Linked DNA regions of Homo sapiens: region 1 is linked to region 2. The links are chromatin loops, found by intact Hi-C in ENCODE. Cell type or tissue: CD14-positive monocyte. All regions are shown on one strand. Each heading gives the region's core, and the rest is flanking DNA. Links, peaks and the distances in the headings are about the cores only. Region 1 overlaps SMG6 (SMG6 nonsense mediated mRNA decay factor). Region 2 overlaps RPA1 (replication protein A1).

What was found. Hi-C counts contacts between places; a loop is a spot of excess contacts. Peaks named below come from ENCODE experiments on the same cell type or tissue, not always from the same donor. Only the 100,000 strongest peaks of a DNase experiment are listed, where the experiment ranks them.
Region 1: a loop joins it to region 2, with 5 times the contacts of the local background. A loop is called at or near these places in 5 of 110 quality-filtered maps.

What each region holds. Positions count from the first base shown.
Region 1 is chr17:2,279,533-2,284,908 of GRCh38, reverse strand. It overlaps SMG6 (SMG6 nonsense mediated mRNA decay factor), which reads left to right. Exons shown (of 19, transcript NM_017575.5): 7 at 1,174-1,284; 8 at 2,050-2,262. Among named protein-coding and RNA genes, the nearest start is that of SMG6, 22 kb to the left of the region's middle. In CD14-positive monocyte, for the core only: CTCF peaks have their summits at 2,259 and 2,458; a DNase peak (open chromatin) is centred at 2,368; H3K27ac peaks cover 568 bases.
Region 2 is chr17:1,880,724-1,886,099 of GRCh38, reverse strand. It overlaps RPA1 (replication protein A1), which reads right to left. Exons shown (of 17, transcript NM_002945.5): 13 at 2,156-2,288. Among named protein-coding and RNA genes, the nearest start is that of RPA1, 53 kb to the right of the region's middle. RefSeq lists a silencer at 3,029-3,078. In CD14-positive monocyte, for the core only: CTCF peaks have their summits at 2,990 and 3,189; no DNase peak of the experiment used is centred there.

The DNA of each region.
Region 1 (5,376 bases), core at 243-5,242, 400 kb before region 2:
AAATTAGTATGGATTGGAATAATAATAAAAATAGCTACCAAGTAACTGTAATGGTGTGCCAAATATTCTGTTAAACTATATGCATTATATAATTTTAATCTTTTTGGGAGCCATATGTTGTAAACATTTCCATTTTGCAAATAAGGAAACCTCTCTAGGTTAACGTGCTGTGTCATACCTAATAAATGCAAGACCGAATTCAGACTCAGGCACTGACCTTAGAACCTGCACCTCTAGCCATGCCAGGTGAATATAAGATAGGAGTTTTGAAGAATGGGTAGACGCTGGGGAGAGAGAGAAGCTAGCATTTTAAATGTATTTTGAAACAGTTATGGAAAACATTGAAAATGTACATGAAGTTGGAGAAAAAGTGAGAAAGCCTTTTGGATATTCTTTCTGCCTTTGTTTCAATGTTTTCCTTTTTCCTTCTTTCTGACCCACTTCCTTTTTCTTTACTTCTTCTTTTCCCTATTAATTGCTTATAAATAGACTTGCTGAATTTCTTGAATAATATCCATAAAATGTTCAACTCAGCTACTTATTTATTTTAAAAAATTATCAATAACAATGGCAACATCATTGATTAAGTACAGTTAAGTGTGAGACAGTGGACAACACTTTGTAAACCTGAGGATACTCCTCCATTGGGTATTATTACTCCCATTGTAATGTTGAGGATATAGGAACTCAGGAAGATTATTACATAATAATGTAATAATCTTGGAGTCTTTTGTCCAAAGTTTCCGAGTCAACTCCTGGATTAGCCAGTATTTGGACCAAGGTCTGTCTGGCTTGTAATTTCGTGATTTCATTATAGCATACTGACTCTCTGATAAGAACAGGAAATATAAAGTGAATTGAACATCATGCTTTTTCTAAGAACAAGATGTAATTTCTGTTTATATTTTAAGAGCCTGTTTATTCCTTTCTCTCCTTATGAGTACTTGGTTCTTGGAGCACCTCTGCATGTAAGATATAATACTGTGCAAGAAGAGATCTGTGATGTAATTGCAATGGCTTCTCCTGTGGATAGCATTTCTGATTTTGTTGTTGGGATTCCTCTCAGTTTGGGAGACAGGCTGGGAGAGATAGTAGGGTTTCCTGAGTCAGCTGCCTCTTGCTGGAGTTAGGACGAGAATTGGTTGACTGAATGTCTCTGGCCTCTTTCCACAGAGGAGGAAGCTTGACGCTGTCTATTACTATATGCGCAGTTTAGCTGCCAGCAACCCTATCCTGACTGCCAAGGAGAGTCTCATGAGCTTGTTTGAAGAGACCAAGCGGAAGGTGAGTGGGGATGTGGCAGAACCCTTCCTTCCTCGAATAGTGCATTTCCCTGAGTGTTGGTGTGCCCTAGCTCTGCGCACCGGCAGGATCGTAGCCAGTGAGGTTTATCCAAGGTGCAGTTATTGCTCAGTGTCTGTGTGTCCTCGGGGAATGACTCATAGTGTCCTTAAATGGTCCCATCAGACTGTGCTGGTGGGTAGTTGGTCAGCCCCTGTGCAGAACAAAACTGTGATCTTCAGGAGAGCTTTCAGGGGCCCTTGGATGTACATGTACGTGCTCTACAGCCTTCAGTCTACAGAATTAATAACTATATGAAACAAAGCAGATGACACTCTGCTACTTTGGGACTGTGGTACAGTATTTTTATTGTCAAATAAATACCGGTGAGGTGAGGCTTTTCTCTTTGTAAGCTGAGTCTCAGGAAAGTCTGAGCTCATGTGTGTTTTTTGTTTTTGAGACAGAGTTTCGCTCTTGTTGCCCAGACTGGAGTGCAGTGATGCGATCTTGGCTCACTGCAACCTCTGCCTCCCGGATTTAAGTGATTCTCATGCCTCAGCCTCCCGAGTAGCTAGGATTACAGATATGCGCCACCACACCCAGCTAATTTTGTATTTTTAGTAGAGACAGGGTTTCACTATGTTGGTCAGGCTGGTCTCAAACTCCTGACCTCAAGTGATCCGCCTGCCTCCGCATCTCTAAGTGCTGGGATTACAGGCGTGAGCCACCACACCAGGCCATGAGCTAATGTGTTTGTATGTTATATAGGCAGAACAGATGGAAAAGAAGCAACATGAGGAATTTGACCTGAGCCCTGACCAGTGGCGGAAAGGAAAGAAGTCTACTTTCCGGCATGTTGGAGATGACACCACTCGCCTGGAGATCTGGATTCATCCATCCCATCCACGGTCTTCCCAGGGCACTGAGTCTGGGAAGGATTCTGAGCAAGAGAATGGGCTGGGCAGCCTGAGTCCCAGTGATGTAAGTTCCTGAGAATGATGCAATGAGCCAAACTAGCTCAGTAAGCCTGGGTGCCCTGGTTCATACAGCTGTGAGGCACAGATACTTCCCACTGATTGCAAGGAAGACAAACCACTTGAGGCTCCCTGATGGTCTTTTCCCTTCTCATGTACGCTTCCTTTATCTTTATTATGTACTTCCCTCTCTCACCACTATGTGTCACTGCAGAATTTAGTAAAAGTAGGATTAGAATTTTTTTTTTTTTTTTTTTTTTTTTGCTGCTTTTTGTTCAGCGTCATCAACATGATGCTTTAGGATTCTATGTGGGATTTTGTACTTATCTTTTCCTCTTGGTTGACCTTATATTCCGAGAATGAACTAAAGTAGCATGGATAGGTTAGTTAGTCTGATTTGTGATGGGCTTTCTATGGGATATCCTCTTATAACTCTTGGGCGGGGACTTTTTCCTTTAAGCCAGGAGAAATGACAGTAGAAAAATCACAGGCTTGTTTAGAAGATTTCTCCTCTTCATTGACTCAGTAAGTAATTATCGACAGTGTGCCAGTCACTAAAGATAACAGTGAACAAGATCTCTTGCTGTCTCAGTGCATTCTAGTGGAGGACGCAAGAGACTTAACATTGTAATTACTTCTGTTTTTGGGGTGCACACCCAGTATATGAGAGCACATAGCCATGGGACCAAAGCAGCCATTGGTCAATTGAAGTATAAAGAACAAGTAGGAGTTAGCTTGAGAAGGAAAGGGAGGTGGTAAAGTGATTCCCAGGCAAAGGAAATAGCATATGCAAAGGGCTGAGGCTGGCTGGGGGAGAGAGAGCACGGTAGGTGGAAAACTGCAGTGGCTGGTTCGTTGCGCCTTAAGGGTAAAATTCACCCAGTGGGTGGTGTAAGCTGGGGCTAGATGTTGAAGGGTCATATGATAAATTATTTGACCTTTATCCTGAAAATAGTAGGAAGCTATTGGATGCTTTAAATAGGGGAATAACATCTGCTCTTCAGAAATAAACCCTGGCCGCTTTGTAAAATGTTTGGAGAAGAGTAAGACTAGAAATAGGAGACAAGGAGGGTGCTGCGGTAGTTCCAAGTGAGATATGAAAAAGACTTGAACCAAGAAATGGCTTTGGAGGTGGGAAGAAGTGAACAGACACAAGTCATATTATTACAGTAGAATCCAAAAGACTTGGTTGAACGTGGGGAGCTCAGGGAGAAGAAAGAGTCAAGGTCTGGTGTGGTGGCTCCCATCTGTAATCCCAGCACTTTGGGAGGCCAAGGCAGGAGGTTCGCTGGAGCCTAGGAATTCAGTACCAGCCTGGTCAACAAAACGAGGCTTCTGTCTCTGTAAAAAAATTTTCAAAATTGGCTGGGCATGGTGATGCGGGCCTCTAGTTCTAGCTACTCAGGAGTCTGAGGCAGGAGGATTGCTTGAGTCCAGGAGTTCAAGGATGTCATGAGCTATGATCCAGCGTAGGTGCCAGAGCAAGACCCTGTCTCAAAAAAGTCAAGAATGAGCCCAAGAGCGTCAAGGCTGCACCACTGCACTGCAGCCTGAGTGATGAGTGAGACTCTGCCTTCCAAAAAATAAATGAATACAATCAAAAACAGGGTCGGTCTCTGTTGCTCAGGCCAGAGTGCAGTGATGCGATCGAAATCCTGAGTTCCAGTGATTTTCCTGCCTCAGCCTCCTGAGTTGCTAGGACTACAGGCACATGCCACCACACCCAGCTAATTTTTTGTAGCGATGGAGACTTGCCCTGTTGCGCAGGCTGGTCTCAAACTCCTGGCCTCAAGCAGTCCTCCCGTGGCCTCCCAAAGATCTGGGATTACAGGCATGAGGTGTATCATGTCTGTCCCATTTTATTTCTAATTATACAAATAATAGATGAATATATTTTTGGTAAAAACTTTAAATTCTTGTAGGTAGACTACAACGTGGTAATTTGTTTTCTAAACTATTGATGAAACTATATATTTTTAGTTTGTACATCATCCTTGGGTAACTATTACCCTTAATTTTCTTTAAATTTAAATCTTTGAGTTTGAGCTTTTCATTTTAGGCTACCAGCCCTCGAAGAAATCTGCAGTTTCTGGCCTGACGCGGTGGCTTACGCCTGTAATCCCAGCACTTTAGGAGGCCGAGGCGAGCAGATCACAAGGTCAGGAGTTCGAGACCAGCCTGGCCAACATGGTGAAACCCTGTCTCTACTAAAAATGCAAAAAAATTAGCTGGGCGTGGCAGCGCACTCCTGTAATCCCAGCTACTCGGGAGGCTGAGGCAGGAGAGTTGCTTGAACCCGGGAGGCGGAGGTTGCAGTGAGCCGAGATCGTGCCACTGCACTCCAGCCTGGGCAAAGAAGCCAGACTTTGTCTCAAAAAAAAAAGAAAAAGAAATCTGCAGTTTCATAACTTTTCATTTATCTATCCAGGAAACCACACTGCCATTTTTACCTGCTTTCTTAGGCCCAAGTTAGCTTCCTATATTCTTTTTTTTCTCTCACAGTAGGTCCCAAGAGCTTAGCTTGCTTTCTCTGTTCCTTGGAACACACACATTGATAAGAAGTAAGCATTGAGGATAGAGAAATTAAAATAACCAAAAATGATTTTTAACCTCAAAGAGCACTTGGTCACGTGAGGAAGACATAGGTGTGTCATTATAGTTCCGTGTGGTAAGTACTGTGATAAAGGCAAGCATGAGAGGCCGTGGGAGCATGCAGTTGGAACACCTAATCCAGTCATGGTTAGGGAAGGCTGGGGCGAGGCCGCATTTTGCAGCTTAAAGATGTCGTAAAGGCATTTCTACTTGGAGGCATGAAAATGTGGATGAGGCATGGAGGCTTCAGGAACTGCGAGTAGTTCAGTATGGCTGGAGTCTAGAGTGTGAGAAGTTCTCCTGTGAGCGACTGGAGTCGTGCTTGACATGTTCCTTTCCTCTGTCCCCACATCCAGTCAGTACCACCTGGTATTAGGAGGTGGATACTGTTGAGTCCACCTCCTAATCGTAACTTGAAGCCATCCACTTCTCTCCTTTCTCATTGCTGCCATCGTAGTTCAAGCTATCACCATTTCAGTAATCCATATACTATGGAAAGAAGTTCATAATGGTCTTTTCAGATTTATTC
Region 2 (5,376 bases), core at 147-5,146:
CACACAAGAGCTCAATGGAGACACACAGTACAAGGAGATTAATATATTGACAATGCACCTGTTCACCCAAGGGCTCAATGGAGACACACAGTACAAGGAGATTAATATATTGACAATGCACCTGTTCACCCGAGGGCTCAATGGAGATGCACAGAACAAGGAGATTAATATTGTTTTCATGCTTGATAACAACATCTATTCTGCAGCCCATGCAAATCAAGGAGTAATTTTGACTTTTTAAGTCTAAGAGACATATTTCATGAGGCGATAGTTGCCACAGTGATTCCTCTGATGGATCTGGGGAAAGTAAATTGAAAACCTGAAAAGGATTCACCATTCTAGATGCTATTAAGAACAGTTGGCTGGGCACAGTCGCTCACACCTGTAACTCCTGGCACTTTGAGAGGTTGAGGCAGGGAGATCCCTTGAGCCCAGGAGTTTGAGAGCAGCCTGGGCAACATGACACAACTCAGTCTCTACAAAAAATACAATTAGCCAGGTGTGGCAGCACCTGTAGTCCCAGCTTGGGAGCCTGGGGAGGTTGAGACTGCAGTGAGCTGTGATCAAGCCAGTGCACTCCAGCCTGAGTGACAGAATGAGACCCTGTCTCAAGTTAAAAAAAAAAGGAACATTCATGATTCATGGGAGGAGATCAAAATCCCAACATCAACGGGAGTTTGGAACAAGTTGATTCCAACCCTCAAGGTAGACACTGAGGCTTCAAGACTTTGGTGGAGGAGGGATCTGTAGATGTGACGAAAATAACGAGAGAACTAGAATTACAAATGGAGCCTGAAAATGGGCCTGAACTGCTGTAATCTCACGATCAAACTTGAACGGATAAGGAGCTGCTCCTTACGATGGGCAAGGAAAGTGCTTTCTTGAGATGAAATCTCTTGTGGTGAGAACGCTGTGAGCATTGTTGAAATGACGACAAAGGATTTAGAATTTGCATAAGCTTGGCTGATAAAGCAGTGACAGGACCTGAGAGGGAGAGACTCCAGTTTGAAAAAGTTCTCCTGTGGGTAAAATGCTGTCAAACAGCATCGCCGGCTATGGAGAAAGCTTTTGTGAAAGGAAGAGTCAACCAATGTGGCACACTTCACTGCTGTCTTATTTTAAGAAACTGCCAAAGACACGCCGATGTTCAGCAACCATCGCCGTGACTGCTCAGCCATCAACCCTGAAACAAACCCCCACCAGCAAGAAGATTACGACTCAGATGATTGTCAGCATTTTTCAGCAATAAAGTTTTTGTTTCAAGAGAAGGGGTCTTCCATGTTGCTCAGTCGAACTCCTGGGCTCATGTAATCCACCTGCCTCAGCCTCCTGGGTAGCTGGGATTACAGAGAACCGAAAGAGTGGGTGTCCCATGACAGGACAACGAGGATCTGTCCAGTGTTTAATTCTTGAGATGTTCTATAAGAGCACTTAAGAGCTGCTGTTGACAATGATGGATAAGGGTATACAGTGAAATGAGACAGGAGGAATGAAACCTACACTGTATATGATGAAAATAAAAGAGCAGGCGTAAAGGAGAAATAAATGATCTAAATACTAAACTGCTGGCAGAACACAGGCTTAGATCAAGATGGGAGGAGGGTCATTAAATACAAACACTGAAAGGAAAAAGCTGCAACTAAAAGTCAAATGTCAGGGCCAATCCTTGTCCGGGAATGCCGGCAGCTCTCAGCCTATGAGGTTAATACACTATTCTACAGCCAGGAACAGCACCCGTGAAACTGCCTCATGTCTGACCTGAGGCGGACTAACGCTCATCTCAAAAAACATCTTTTTGATATGTGGGCGCTTAAATTTGCAGGAAGGATCACAGGAAAGAAACGTGGACCCGAAAGCAGGTGATATTATACCACAAAGCTTGACTGTCACCCCTGCTCCAAGATCCCTCTAGGAATTGACTCTAAGAGTTCTTCAGACTCTCCTGCCTCCAGTCCCCTGAGGGGTAACACATATTCCCATGAGCACACCTGGCTGCTTCCCTCTGCCAGTGATTCTCAACCCCCATGCCACGCTCAGGTCACAGCCCCGGGTAAGAATTACGGCTCTGACAGCTGGTGCTGGAAACCAAGTTTCTAAATCCATCCTTCTGCACACTTTACAGCCCTTTGTGAAGGTGGTTAGGAATGCTGGGTACCTTGTCGCCTTGGCCCAGGTTCTCGGATTTGACCTCATACAAGGTTTTCCAGTTGGTGTTACTCCCTCCGACTCCGCCGCTCTTTAGATCAGAGATGGAAACACCATCTAAGGCTTGTCCTTCTGCGTCAAACCTGAAAACGTGAACGAATAACGATGACGAGCGCTTGATGTGACATGCTTCTGCTTCTCCACATGCAACTTGCTGCTACGCGACAGACACAGGTTTCCCACCACCCGCCCAGCTTTCACACAGGTCACGGTCATGTCGGCTGAAGCTGGTATCTTCGTAATTATATATTTTTTATAATATTTAAATTAAAAAAAATTGTGTCAGAGTTTCACTCTGTCACCCAGGCTGGAGTGCAATGATGCAATCATGGCTCAAGGCAGCTTTGACCCCCTGAGCTCAGTGATCCTCCCACCTTTGCCCTGCTAAGTAACTGGGACTTCCATGCCCAGGCCCATTAAAAAAATTTTTTTTAGGCTGGGCGCAGTGGCTCATGCCTGTAACCCCAGCATTTTGGGAGGATGAGGCGGGCGGATCACGAGGTCAAGAGATCAAGACTATCCTGGCCAACATGGTGAAACCCCGTCTCTACTAAAAATACAAAATTAGCCGGGCGTGGTGGTGGGTGCCTGTAATCCCAGCTACTCGGGAGGCTGAGGCAGGAGAATCACTTGTAGGCAATTCTCAGGAGGCGGAGGTTGCAGTGAGCCGAGATGGCGCCATTGCACTCCAGCCTGGGCAACAAGACCGAAACTCCGTCTCGAAAAAAAAATTTTTTTAAGAGATGGGGTCTTGCTCTGTTGGCCAGGCTGATCTCAAACTCCTGGACTCAGACAATCCTCCTCCCTCGGCCTCCCAAAGTGCTGGGATTACAGGGCGTGAGGCACTGCTCCTGGCCCAAAGTCTACTGAAGAAACGGAATGACCTTTCTTTGAATCTCAGTTGCTTTGATGCCCCCCAGTGGTGAAGAGAATCAGTGCCAAAGTACCAAAGAATCTTTTCTTAAACTAGCCTTGCATATTGGCAGTGGCCAGACCACCCCAGGCCTAAAATCAGAAACTGGGAAAGTCAACAACCCGTAAGCTATAAAGTGGCCGTCTGGGGTAGTCCTTTAATCTGCTAATGCTCATTCTCAGGCAGCAGCTGCGTGGTGATCATCACCGAAATGTACCAGTGTGGAAACGGACAGCCAATATACCGTGGTAGCAAAAGTGTTTCCATAAAAGGCCTCCTATGCCTGATACAGAAGCCAAAAGTGGTTTTTTTGTTTTGAGACAGAGTCTTGCTTTGTCACCCAGGATGGAGTGTGGTGGTACCAACTTGGCTCGCTGCAACCTCCACCTCCTGGCAAGTGATTCTCGTGCCTCAGCCTCCCGAGTAGCTGGGACTACAGGCACGCACCGAGTAGCTGGGACTACAGGCCCGGCTGATTTTTGTATTTTTTGTAGAGACGAGGTTTCACCATGTTGGCCAGGCTGGTCTTGAACTCCTGGCCTCAAGCAATTGTCCACCTCGGCCTCCCAAAGTGCTGGAATTAAGGTATGAGCCACCGTGCCTGGCCCAAAAGATTTTATAAACCAGAGCAACTTATCAGAAGGCATTATCTTTTTTCTTGTAGATTTACCTTCTTAGTGAAATTTTACTTTTGCTAATATCGAAGCTAAATTAATTTGTATTAAATTATTATGAAAACTGATTGTACTTCTTGATCACACATCAATTGATATGAAGGAAAAGGGGCCAAGGAGAAAGTGGCTCGGGAACACAGTGGTGGCGGAGAGGAGCTGGCCGGAGATGAAAGGCCAAATACCATCCCAAGGTGGGTAACCACACAAAGAACAGGTTCCTTAAACAGAGACCATCTAACAGAATGGATGTTACCCTGAGCTGCAGACAGCTGCCTTCTCCTGTCAGGTAAGCGGCTAAATCCCTCACAGGGGCACAGCAAGGCCCATCCATCTGTTTCACCACTACTAGCTACACAAGTTCACGGTTTCAAAAGCTCCAAGGAGACATTTGCCACCAAAGATCACTCGTCAGGAGTCAAGGCGGCCCTTCTTACAATAAAAACTCTGCATTGTTATAGCCAAGATCTAAACATCTCTAATCCTTGTCCAGGTATCATGTATGCACTGAGCTTGTCTTTGATCAATGCCAAGTTATTTTATTCTGGGGACAGCCGTGCTTTTTATGTTGACTGGGATCATGATTATTGACAAGTAAAAGATGAAGACATTAATGTGGGAATGCAATTTTAATGTGGGAATGCGATTTTAATGTGGGAATGCAATTAACCTGGAGTCGAACTCCAGAGCCTAAAAGAAAATCAAGCAATAAGAAAAAAGCAAATCTGTGGCTAGTTCTGGTCAGACTATGAACGGGCCCTGCAGTTCGGCAGATACGTGTGGACCGTACTACTCATGAGGATGGCTCAGTGACATGAACATTCCAGAAGATGCTTCATGAAACTGGTCAAACACCAGTGCCATTGGTTTAAATGACTCAAAACAAAGGAGGAGTATGTAAAATGAGCTCATTCTTTAGCTGCTTAAATCCTAAGACACAGCTGGAAACTGACACACTTCCCCCCCATAGACTACAGCTATGGGAATTATTGAAGCTTGGGTGAAAGTGTTTTCCCTGACCACATCAATTCTTGCATCCTGTGTCTCAGTTTGAAGTACTCTTTTAAGACAGAGTTTGAATGTCCTAAAAAGCTAGATACAGTGAGGAGATTTTAACAGGCTCTCCTCATCCCTTGAGTGCTTTGGGAATAACAATCTAATCCTAACAAAAAGCCCATTGTTCTCACCACACTTGATCAGAGTCTAGTGAATACACACTAGAAGATGTGATCGGCACCAAAGACTTGACAGAGAAAGAAAGCATGTGTTCCCCCACGCCACAGAGGCCCAGAGCCTAAACCCTGGAAAGAAAGGCGCCTTCAGCACACCGCTGCTGAAGCCTGGCCGTCCCCTCCTTTGGCAGGATCGAGGTCAGCAGGCAGCACTTACATGCTAATTGCCTCCTCCGACTCTCTAGGTTTGTCCTGGGATTACAGGTTTGTCCGTTTAAGGGCTTTAAAGCCCTCCTCACAGAAGGCATAATGCCTTCAAGAAACACGGAAGCTGCACCACTCAGGGACGAAGGCTTCTGCTTGGCAGAAAGCTCCCATGCTGATTGTAACCAGCTTTTCTCAAAGCCCAGCCTCA